3 separate regions of the Homo sapiens genome follow, and regions 1 and 3 are each linked to region 2. A link is an interaction called in ENCODE POLR2A ChIA-PET data of the cell type or tissue named here. Cell type or tissue: MCF 10A. All regions are shown on one strand. Region 1 overlaps LINC01010 (long intergenic non-protein coding RNA 1010). Region 2 has its middle 49 kb from the start of LINC03002. Region 3 has its middle 41 kb from the start of ALDH8A1.

Evidence for each region. Peaks named below come from ENCODE experiments on the same cell type or tissue, not always from the same donor. Only the 100,000 strongest peaks of a DNase experiment are listed, where the experiment ranks them.
Region 1: POLR2A ChIA-PET joins it to region 2 with 7 read pairs; 3 of 35 experiments call an interaction of 5 or more read pairs at or near these places.
Region 3: POLR2A ChIA-PET joins it to region 2 with 6 read pairs; 2 of 35 experiments call an interaction of 5 or more read pairs at or near these places.

What each region holds. Positions count from the first base shown.
Region 1 is chr6:134,494,387-134,498,386 of GRCh38, reverse strand. The region is part of intron 2 of LINC01010 (long intergenic non-protein coding RNA 1010); the gene reads right to left. Among named protein-coding and RNA genes, the nearest start is that of CT69, 17 kb to the right of the region's middle. In MCF 10A, no CTCF peak of the experiment used is centred here; a DNase peak (open chromatin) is centred at 2,336.
Region 2 is chr6:134,587,336-134,591,335 of GRCh38, reverse strand. No RefSeq gene overlaps it. Among named protein-coding and RNA genes, the nearest start is that of LINC03002, 49 kb to the right of the region's middle. In MCF 10A, no CTCF peak of the experiment used is centred here; DNase peaks (open chromatin) are centred at 735 and 1,585.
Region 3 is chr6:134,907,158-134,911,157 of GRCh38, reverse strand. No RefSeq gene overlaps it. Among named protein-coding and RNA genes, the nearest start is that of ALDH8A1, 41 kb to the left of the region's middle. In MCF 10A, no CTCF peak of the experiment used is centred here; DNase peaks (open chromatin) are centred at 1,977 and 2,797.

The DNA.
Region 1 (4,000 bases), 93 kb after region 2:
TACCAGCTGGGGATAGAATGTAATCCGTCCTGCAGAAGTTAAACCATGTGTCATGTGAAGAGCAGGAGATGGTAAGTCAGGGACATTTGATGGAAAACCTCTCGGAAATGTCAACCTCAGTATCACATGTTCATCTAACTTCAGATTTCAGAGTTCGTGATATTTGTGCTAGAGCCAGTCATTGGAGTCAGTTCAAGTTTGGAGAAAATTTTCTTCCAAATTAACAAGAGAGAAGGAAGAAGGAGAGAAGAAGAAAGAGGAAGGAAGAAAGGAAGGTGGAAGGAAGGAAGGAAAGAAGAAAGGGGGAAGAAAAATAAAGGAAAGAAAAAGGGGCAAGGATTTTTGTATATGCATGTGTTCCTGCTCTTAGAAGAAAAAAAGTTTAACTAAGTTACTTCATTTAGCCAATGATGATCATTTTTCTTTTTTTCTTTTTCTTTTCTTTTTTTTTTTTTTTTTGAGACGGAGTTTTGCTCTTATTGCCCAGGCTAGAGTGCAGTGGCGCAATCTCAGCTCACTGCAACCTCCGCCTTCCAGTTTCAAGTGATTCTCCTGCCTCAGCCTCCCAAGTTGCTGGGATTACAGATGCCCGCCACCACGCCCAGCTAATTTTTTTTGTATTTTTAGTAGAGACGGGGTTTCACCAAGTTGGTCAGTCTGGTCTCAAACTGCTGACCTCGTGATCCATCTGCCTTGGCCTCCCAAAGTGCTGGGATTACAGGCATGAGCCACCGTGCCCGGCCAATGAAGATAATTTTTCTTAGAGAATCAATAAATTTCATCTAGCCAGTGGTCTCATTTCTGCAGATGCATATTAGAGGTTATTAATAGGGGAATAATGATGTGATCAAACAATCAGACAAAAATATAGTATATTCAGGTTGAAGAACAACACAATTGCTCCTGAGAACTCACCTTGAATAGCTGCAGCATATGGTTGTAGGAGTGGTTGGGGTCCACACACTTTAGGTTTTGTCTGTGATTAGGAAGGAACATTAAGTAGACCTGATCCCCTAGCATTCTCGTCTCAGTAGGCATCACCACCAGCTTCTCAGGTGCAAGCCTGAAACCCATCTGTACTTTACACCTTTCTTCTCTTTACACCAACAAAGAGAGGAAAGAGAAAGAAATCTCTTCCTGACTAATTAGAAGGCAGGTTCACCCTTCTTCATGGTGGCTGTCTTATGTTAGACACTCATTAGGTTTTGACAGTATTATAGCGACAGCGGCTTGATTCTTCCTTTCTAATCCTGCTAGGGTGATCTTCCCAAAACACAAGCACATTCAATTCCCTGTGTTTAAGGAGCTTAAACTCCTCGGATGCCCTGCCCTTGCCTCAGAATAAAATTGAAACCCAGCATACGGAGACTTTAATGAGTCAAACCCTATTTAACTCTCTTGTCTCCACTGTTCATTCCTTTGCCACTGGAACTCCATCCACTTTTCGGATAAAATGATAGGCACGTCAGGCTGGGCGCAGTAGCTCACGCATGTAATCCCAGCACTTTGGGAGGCCGAGGCCAGCCGATCACCAGGTTAGGAGATTGAGACCATCCTGGCCAATATGGTGAAACCCTGTCTTTAATAAAATAAAAAAAAAACAGCTGGGCATGGTGGTGCACACCTGTATTTCCGGCTACTCAGGAGGCTGAGGCAGGGGAATTGCTTGAACCAGGAAGGAGAAGGTTGCAGTGACCTGAGATCGTGCCACTGCACTCCAGCCTGGCAACAGAGCAAGACTCCATCTCAAAAAACAAACAAACAAACAAAAAAGTGCAGTTCCAGAAAAGAGCACATTGTCTTGTGATGTCATGGCTATGCACGGCAGCTCCCTTTGCTGGGTCATCCTCCACTGCTGTTTCTTTTTTTTTTTTTTTTTTTTTGAGACGGAGTCTCGCTCTGTCGCCCAGGCTGGAGTGCAGTGGCGGGATCTCGGCTCACTGCAAGCTCCGCCTCCCGGGTTCACGCCATTCTCCTGCCTCAGCCTCCCAAGTAGCTGGGACTACAGGCGCCCGCCACTACGCCCGGCTAATTTTTTGTATTTTTAGTAGAGACGGGGTTTCACCGTTTTAGCCGGGATGGCCTCGATCTCCTGACCTCGTGATCCGCCCGCCTCGGCCTCCCAAAGTGCTGGGATTACAGGCGTGAGCCACCGCGCCCGGCCCTCCACTGCTGTTTCACCTATTCACCTAGCTGGCTTGGTGCAGGCCTCATCCCTTTCAGGAAGTCTTGCCTGCCCCAGCCTGTTTTAAGTATCTGTTTTTAGTACCCCCAGTATGTTTTAAGGATCTCTCGGAGGCTACACCCATCTTACACTGACCTCTTAACATGCTGCCAACCAGATGTTGTCTATTTTCCTGTCTCCACCCTCAATTTTGAAATCCTTCCCGGCAGGCACCTAACACATTCCTGGCACAGAAGAGGTGCTCAGTACAGTAAATCCTTGCGAAATGATTTAAAGAATTAACGAACTAATAACATGGTAACCGAAAGAAATGAAGGGGCAACATGAACCTGAAGTTTGGAGTGGGCAGTAGTGGCAGTGAGAAAGTTGTTTCTCTGTAGTTTTACCTGAATTGGGTCAAATGAAAAAAATCCGGGAGAACTGGGTTCTAATCAAACTTTAACACTAATTAACTGTCTGCCTCTGTGCAAGTTATGTAACTTCTCTCCACCTGAGCTGACTTTTCTATAAATAACATGAACTCCATAGGTTTTCTGTGAGGGTAAATAAAATATTGTATATACAGTGTCTATAATATTTTTCTAGAACATATTAAGAATATAACAAGAGTTTAATAATTAAGAGTCTAATAAATATTAACTTCAGCCCCTTAAAGTTTAAAGTTTAATATTATCTAAACCTGATGAAATCAACCAATTCAAAGCAACAAAATCAAAGAGCTTTAGACTAGTAATTTCAAATAGAGAGTTACTGATTAAGAAAACAAAAACCTTCTGGCACAGAAGATGAGGAGTAAGAAAAAAGAAGGCTGGGCACTGTGGCTCATGCCTGTAATCCCAGCCCTTTGGAAGGCTGAGGCAGGCAGATCACTTGAGGTCAGGAGTCCTAGGCTAGCCTGGCCAACATGGTGAAACCCTGTCTCTACTAAAAATATAAAAATTAGCTGGGCATGGTGGTGGATGCCTATAATCCCACCCACTTGGGAGGCTGAGGCAGGATAATCACTTGAACCCGGGAGGAGGAGGTTGCAGTAGCCAAGATTGTGTCATTGCATTCCTGCCTTGGTGACAGAGTGAGACCCTGTCTCAAAAAAAAAAAAAAAAAAAAAAAAAAGGCAGATTTAAGCTCCAAAATGGGCTGGACGTGGTGGCTCATGCCTGTAATCCCAGCAGGCTGAGGATTGGAGGCTGAGGCAGGAAGATTACTTGAGCCCGGGAGTTCGAGACTAGACTGGGCACCATGGCAAGACCCTTGTCTCTGGAAAAAAAAAAAAAGAAAAGAAAAGAAAAAAAAGCTCCAAACTGGTGGGGAAAATCAAATTCACAATAGTAATAATGTCTCCACCATTCCCTATGTCTTTTTGCTTCTTTTCTTCCTGTAATACTTCACTTTATAATATTTCCTAGAGAAAGATTTATACACATATCTTAAGTGTACAGTTTGATGAGTTTTGACAAATGTATATACCAATGTAACCAACAGCCTTGTCATGACAGAATAGTTCAATGGCTTCAAAAAAGTTTCCTTGCACCCTTTTCCGGTGAGTTCCTTCATAGACAACAACTGTTCTGATTTATATAACAATATATTAACGGTGCCTTTTCTTAAACTTCATATACAGTAAATGAAATCATGTGTTCACCTTCATACAGCATTAGTCTGTGAGATTCATCCATATGTATGTATGAGTAGTTCTTCATTTTTTTGTGGCTGGGTAGTATTCTTTTTTTTTTCCTTTTTTATTTAAAAAAATTCTGGGGGTACCTAGTAGATGTATATATTTATGGGGTACATGAGATGTTTTGATACAGGCAC
Region 2 (4,000 bases):
GTTCTAAGAAGCCACATTTGCCCCTCGATTTGTTTTTTGGTTTGTTTGTTTGTTTGTTTGTTTGTTTGTTTTTGAGATGGAGTCTTGCTTAGGCTGACTGCCCAGGCTGGAGTGCAGTGGCGTGGTCTCGGCTCACTGCAACCTCTGCCTCCTGGGTTCAAGCGATTTTCCTACCTCCGTCTCTGAGCAGCTGGGGTTACAGGTGCCTGCCACCATGCCCAGCTAATTTTTGTATTTTTAGTAGAGACGGGGTTTCACCATGTTGGTCAGTCTGGTCTCGAACTCCTGACCTCAAGTGATCAGCCTGCTTCAGCCTCCTAAACTGTTGGGATTACAGGCATGAGCCATCGTGCCCAGCCTGCCCCTCAAATTTTGATGTCTCCCCTGTATCTGACTCATTGAGATTGCTTGATAAAAATGTGTTGAATGAAAAGCTGAATATTTTAATAAAGAGCCAAGAGCATATTAAAAATAAAGTTTCCTAGAGATACTGGCCACTTTCGGCCCGGCCACAGGCCTTTCTGGGGAGTGTGCTCCATCTGTAGTCTTTGCTCTGTAAACTCATGAGCTGCACCCCACACACGCACAGAGATTTCAGAAGCCTGACCTCAAGACAGCCAGCACATAGGTTTGCCATCACATACTCAGGAGCTGGCACACAAAGATGAGCTGGGCCAACCAGAGTCTTTCCTTTGGCAATTTGGACTCAACAACAAGGAATGAATTGCCAGGAAGTAATTTTATTGGAGCTGTCAAATTGCCACAGGCTCACGTAAGCCAAAGCCACGTGCAAGATGAAGTTATGACGTGGCATAGAAAAGAGAGAAAAAGCTGGTCAGAAAAGAATGTCTTTCACAAAGAAGGGAACAACAAACACCGGGGCCTACTTGAGGGTGGAGGGTGGGAGGAAGGCGAGGATCAAAAACTACCTGCCGGGTACTAAGCTTATTACCTGGGTGACGAAATAATCTGTACACCAAACCCCCGAGACACACAGTTTGTCTACGTAACAAACCTGCACCTAAAATAAAAGGTTAAAAAAAAAAAAGAAGAAGAAAGTGATGTCACCGAGAGATACTGAGTCAGAGAGGTCATGAGACAGGGGACATGAAAGAGATCAAAGGAGAGAGACCAGGGCCTAAAACTGGGGAACATCTAGGGCCTTATGACCTTCTGATCCATTCTGGTCTGTGTGGATATTTTCAGGTAACACCCAAGCCCTGCCCTGAAGTAAAGTGGGTCTCTGTTCCTTAGAGGTCAAAGAGCATTATTTAAAACAGTTAAGTTCCCTAGGAACCCAGCCCCCAAACAGCCTACTAAATTTTTCAGAGCTGAATAATTTCCCTTGCAAAAGGGGAAGATTTTAAATATCTTAGAACTGTGGATCCTACAGTCAAAATTCCCAGTTTACCGGTTGTCAAAAGGTTTGTTTAGATATAGTGCAGGAAAGAGGGAGAAGATGGGAACCAAGTGGCCTTCCCACGGCTTCCCATGGCTTCCCACAGTTAACTTGGAGCTCTTTTCCCAAGTCACACCCATGCTATTTTCCTGCCTCCTGGATGAAGCCTGTTGCAAAAGCTCTGAATTCCAACCTTGCAAATGCACCCGATGATGCATATAGCTGCTTGCTCCCGGAGGCTACTGGGCTGCTTCCCTTAGTCATAACGTAGGCATGGATCTTTCCCATCAGTGATGACGTTTTTACAAGATCAGTTATGTTATGAGTTTGTTGAGTAATAACACTGAATTTGTTATTTTATAAATGTGCAAAAACATGACCAAAGAGTGTCTTAAAACATGCCACAAGTAGAATGTTATGCATAGTAACAGATTTAAAGACATTAGTATAAAACTCAGTAGCTATTCAGACCAACAAAATCTGAAAAAATAAATATTTGAATATTTATGCTTCTCTTGAACATAGTCTCTGCTTCTTTTGCATAGTAACTTATTTGTTCCTTTTAAAGTATATTTGTTGATAGTTTCTTGGATTTCGACTTTCTGATTTGGGGAAAAATTTTTAGTCAATTTATGTAAAAGTATAATTGTGGAGTCTTCAATGGATTCTTAAAAAACTATTCTTTTTTTTGTAATAGAAAATGTTTGGCCCTTTTTGTGCTTCATGGATTTGTTGAGTATAAAATTTGAGAAGATTTTATTAGGTTATACTTTTGCCTGAAAAGTAGAATTACCTAATTAAGTTATATAATTATATTATAGAACTGAATTAGAATTGTTTTTAAGCTAAGTAACACATCAGGAGAGTGGCTAAGTTTTGTTGATTGTGAAATCAATTTTTATTCAGTTTTACTTTTTAAGTAAAGCCTGATGAAGGACAAGACCAAGATGTCAAACAGATAGAGTGAGAAACTTGGCAAAGCTAGATTCTTGAATTGAATTTTGTCTCATGTTTGAAGTTGAGGTTTCCCCAAGACTGGCTACAAACTTTATATTTTAGCCACTAAAATCTGAAAGAGTCTTGCTGTATCTGAAAGGACAGAACATTTATGTATTTCACCAGGATAACTCCTGGGGTGCCTGCAGTGTTGAGTAAGCTTTCACTCAACATTGCCTGTGGATTTGAAAATGTAGCAGGGTAGGGTGGTGCAAAGAAAGGTAGAGCTGGGTGTGTGGACTTTGCCAACCATCAAAGCCAACAGCCCTTGTGTGTTCAATGCTTTATGTATTCAATGGTTCACTTATAGAGGGACTGTGAAAATTTAACCTGAATTATTCCTGTGACCTAATAACAGGATCTCCAAACAGCCCAAACTCCTTTGGTTTAGAGAATGCCTTTGTCTATATTTGCTTTATTACGTGAAGATAGACAGACGCTTTATATACAGGGGGCATGCATAAGCCTACCTATTTGAATTGGTGTGTGTTACATCTATGGGGGACTGAAGCACCAAATGAATAGACCTAGACCCTATAATTTCTTTCTTACACATATGTAATCATATTACCAAAACAAAGCAATCCTCAGCTGCTATATACATATGTGTTTGTTTGTGTTTCCAGGCATTATAGATTATGTTCATTTCATCTGCATCATTTTCTTGGAAGCTGCTAATGGGTTAAAAGCATGTCTCCTCTTTTCCCTGGAAGCTGCCCACAGTGCCTGAGATAATGTTGTGCCCACAGAGATGGTTCAGAGAACACGGTGGTCCCTAAGAGATGACTAAGCTAAATATGGGAAGAGTAAATTATTTTCTGTTTCCTTCGTTCCTTCCTTCCTTCCTTCCTCCCTCCCTTCCCTCTCTCTCTCTCTCCCTCCCCATCCCTCCCTCCCTTCCTTCCTCCCTCCCTCCTTTTCTTTTCTTTCTTTCTTTCCTTCCTTCCTTTCTTCCTTTCTCTTTCTTTCTTTCCTTCCTTTCTTTCTCTCAAATAAAGAAGTTTGTTTTTCATTTCTCTTCACACACTTTGTAAAATACATTGCTTATGGCACTCACATCAGAAGCTCCTTTTCTATTTTCACCATTTAATTCTAGTCGTTCCCTCAAATTACAAAAGTGCTAAAAATTATAAATATTTCTGAGGAAAACAACATAAAAAGTCTTGTGAAACTTTATACAAATGGCACTTGAATTTTTTTTAATTGCTTCTTAGACTCTTTTTTTCTTTCTTTCTTTTGTTTTTTTTTTTGAGACAGAGTCTCACTCTGTCACCCAGGCTGGAGTGCAGTGGCATGCTCTCCTCACTACAACCTCTACCTTCCAGGCTTAAGCAATTCTCCTGTCTCAGCCTCCTGAGTAGCTGGGATTATAGGCATGTACCACCATGTCCAGCTAATTTTTGTATTTTTAGTAGAGACAGGGTTTCACCATGTTGGCCAGGCTGGCCTTGAACTCCTGACCTCAGGTGATCTGCCCACCTCAGTATCCCAAAGTGCTGGGATTACAGGCTTGAGCCACTGCACCTGGCCTGAGCCACCACATCCCGCTAGACTTTTCAACCAAAGTGGTTTAAAATGGCAGGGGGTCATGAACACAAACCCAGA
Region 3 (4,000 bases), 320 kb before region 2:
TACATAAATAATAAAGAAAAGAAAAAGAAAAAATGGAACTGGGATGCCTTAAAATTCTTCAGAACATGGAAATGAAATGTTGCTTTCTGGCTGGCTAACCTCTAAGGCAATCAAAATAGAATATAATTAGCTATCTATTGCTGCCAGGGCTTAAACCATTTTTCCAAATTGTGTTTGCCAAGACAAAAGGAGGTATTTTCTGTAGTACAGGAGAGGTGAATGAGAGGATGAGTGGGTTGAACAGTCCTGAGTAATTATTGCATTTATTTAGGTTTCTGCAGCTATCTATCAGGCCCTTGGCTTATGATAGCAAATGATAATGAACAGTCAAAAGGCAGAAATAGCAACATTCACCCTATCATGACACAGGGACATTATATTCTTTTTATACACAATACAGTGCAAAGGTTCAGGGAGAGCGAGAAGTATGACCTGAAGCCATTTTTCCACTACTCATCATTTTTGACAGTTACAAGAAATCCAGAGAAGGGATTTTCTTGTCTAATTATTTCTAACCTTAAAGTTCAGGGAGTCAGTCTTTCTCAAGATTAGGATTCACTAAATACATCCTGAGGAAAGGGTGCAGTACATGTTCTGCGAATACTGTCCAGGAGCTGTGAACTCTCTCCCTTTATTTAGGATATCAGAGGAAGGGGCAGGAGAGGGGAGGAGAGTTCAGTCATCTCAGCTTGAAGCAAGTGCTCGGTAAGCACTTTGGTATCGCTCCCAAGGGGGACTGTATCACTTCCATCCCAATGACTGAACTCGACCTGAATGCAGACCGCTGAGTCCAAGTCCCAAGTCTCAGGACCCCAGGAGTTACTAGAAAGAAACGCTCAGAGCTGCTTTCTGGTAGATTATTAGTGGGAGAATACATTTCCCCTAAGATACCTAAAATCAATGCAAAGAGGACCTCAGAAGTATGTATTTTGCTGAACTTGAAACATCAGAGAAATTGTTCAAAAATCCCCTGAAGAGATAAATATGCTGATATTCAAATTTTTACCTATCTTGATGATTCTCACATGCTTTGATTTCTCAAGGATGTTGCATGAAAATCATTTTTCCTCTATTAGAAATTCATGAGCGCCTGCTGCTTACTTCCCAGCGGCAGTCCTTGGGACCTGGTATGTGGGCACTTTAAAAAGATGCTTCAGGAGAGCATTTTATGCTCTGTGCAGGGACCTGCTCCTGCAGGCAATTGGCACGTGTAGTCACAGAGCCCGAAGCTCTGGGGCTGTCACATAAATTGCACAGAGTCAGAGGCTGCTCCCCACACAGCAGCCCAACCACCCCAGATGGCCCCACTCTACCTTCAGTCCCCCAGGGAAGGGGTTTCCACCCTCTCCCGCCATTCACTATGTCTGAGCTTGAAATATTAAAATAGAGTACTTGTTTCACATATAACTCCAATTCCAACAGCTGTAATTAAGAACACATAGAGGCCAGCTGCTTATTATATGTAGGCAGGAGCTCCAAAATACTTAATCAGAATTTGCAATTAGTTGTCATTATCCTCAGAATACCTCTACTTCTTTGATGCTTGTATATTTCTATAGGTTCTGTATATTCTGCATTCTAGTTCTGTTTAGGAGTTGTTTGCTGTAAGATCCTTGGCAAGCCAATAAGCTTCTCCATGCCTCAGTTGTCCATCTGGCAGTGGGGAGAGAGCTACACAGGGTGATTTCAACAACCCTGGCAATTAACCTTGTTATGATTCAGTGACTCCATGAATCCCTAATATTCCGGGAGTATTTTTCAAGGCTTTGTTGGAAATTGTTGAGTCACACTGGAATGAACTGCCATTATGAGATGAGGTTGGAATGTTCTGATCGCTCCAAGGGTAAGACTGGACTGAGGAATGTGGAGGAGGGCTGCGACGAGGTGTGGGATGGGAAAGTCATCATCAGATGCGTGGAGCTGGCATATCCTAGGCCAACAGACAAGATTAGGCAGATTCCCAGCACCTGATGAATGGCCAGCTGCAATCAGAATTACGATTCTTCCCCGAAGAGCAAGCAGCCTATGATTTGTTTGGCAGAAGCCTCAGAGTCGTGATGATGATGATTTGCACCGGCCTTTGGGTGAGTCAGCGCTGACACGAGGCACCGACAAGCTTGGCAGCAGAGACTGACAGTGACTGTTCTGGACTGTTACACACATTTCAGAAGGCTTGCTGTAGATACCCAGGAACAAAATATCTTCCCCACACTACAAACTGAAACCCTCATGAACAAAGCCTGAAGTGAGAGGCTTGGCCCTGGGACATCTCAGGGGTGAATCCACCCTATATTAATGGAGTCATAGTCAGCTGCAGGCACCCCCAAGCAAAGGACGCTGGAAATTCCCAGAAGATAAGCAGATCTGAAGCAAGGACCAAGGGCTTTGAAACTTTCTTTTCTTTTCTTTCCTTCCTTCCTTTGTTTTTTTCAAGACGGAGTTTTGCTCTTGTCACCCAGGCTGGAGTGCAATGGTGCCATCTCAACTCACTGCAACCACCACCTCCCAGGTTCAAGCAATTCTCCTGCCTCAGCCTCTCACGTAGGTGGGATTACAGGCATGCACCACCGCGCCTGGCTAATTTTTGTATTTTTAGTAGAGACAAGGTTTCACCACTTTGGCCAGGCTGGTCTCGAACTCCTGACCTCAGGTGATCTGCCCGCCTCGGCCTCCCAAAGTGCTGGGATCATAGGTGTGAGCCACCGCGCCTGGCTGAAATTGTCTTTCAAAAGTCTGAGCTCAGTGGCTTATGGGAATATCTAACATGGATGGCCTGAAGGCAGGTGAATCATCCTAGACCAGCCCCCGGCACTCCCTGTGCCAGGCAGAAGGGAAAGAGTAGCGCAGTGGGAAGTTGGTTCCCAGGGGGTCTGCCTCTCCAGGTCTTCCTGCTGAACAGCCGGCAGCACTTCGGGCACGAGAGGACATTGTCCTCCTTTGACCTCACCTGGAGCAGGCTTTCCAGGTTGTCTCTGGGGAAGGTGTTTATTATTATTATAATAAAAAATATTTTATATTATATAAAAATATATATATTTTTATATATAAAATATATATAAATATAAAATATATATTTATATATAAAAAAATATATATAAAATATATATTTATATATAAAAAAATATATATAAAATATATATTTATATATAAAAATATATATAAATATAAAATATATATTTATATATAAAAATATATATAAATATAAAATATATATTTATATATAAAAATATATATAAATATAAAATATATATATATATAAATATATATAAATATAAAATATATATATATATAAAAATATATATAAATATAAAATATATATTTAGATATAAAAATATATATAAATATAAAATATATATTTAGATATAAAAATATATATAAATATAAAATATATATTTATATATAAAAATATATATAAATATAAAATATATATTTATATATAAAAATATATATAAATATAAAATATATATTTATATATAAAAATATATATAAATATAAAATATATATTTATATATAAAAATATATATAAATATAAAATATATATTTATATATAAAAATATATATAAATATAAAATATATATTTATATATAAAAATATATATAAATATAAAATATATATTTATATATAAAAATATATATAAATATAAAATATATATTTATATATAAAAATATATATAAATATAAAATATATATTTATATATAAAAATATATATAAATATAAAATATATATTTATAAACATATATTAAGATATTTAATGGTTGCATGGATAACTTTAATATGTATAAATTTTAATCTGTTGATTTATCGAGTTTTGACATTATCTACCTTCTCCCTGTTCTGTAAGATGAGGAAAGTAGATGGTGACCACCATCCCAGGCCTCCATCCTTTCCCCTCTCAACTGGCCCGCTGATTAATTTCATTATCTAGGCTAGTAACTTCTGCACTCTGTTCTGTAATTTTAAGTTGGCTTTCTGTACTTTGTGTATAGCTTGACTTTAAATA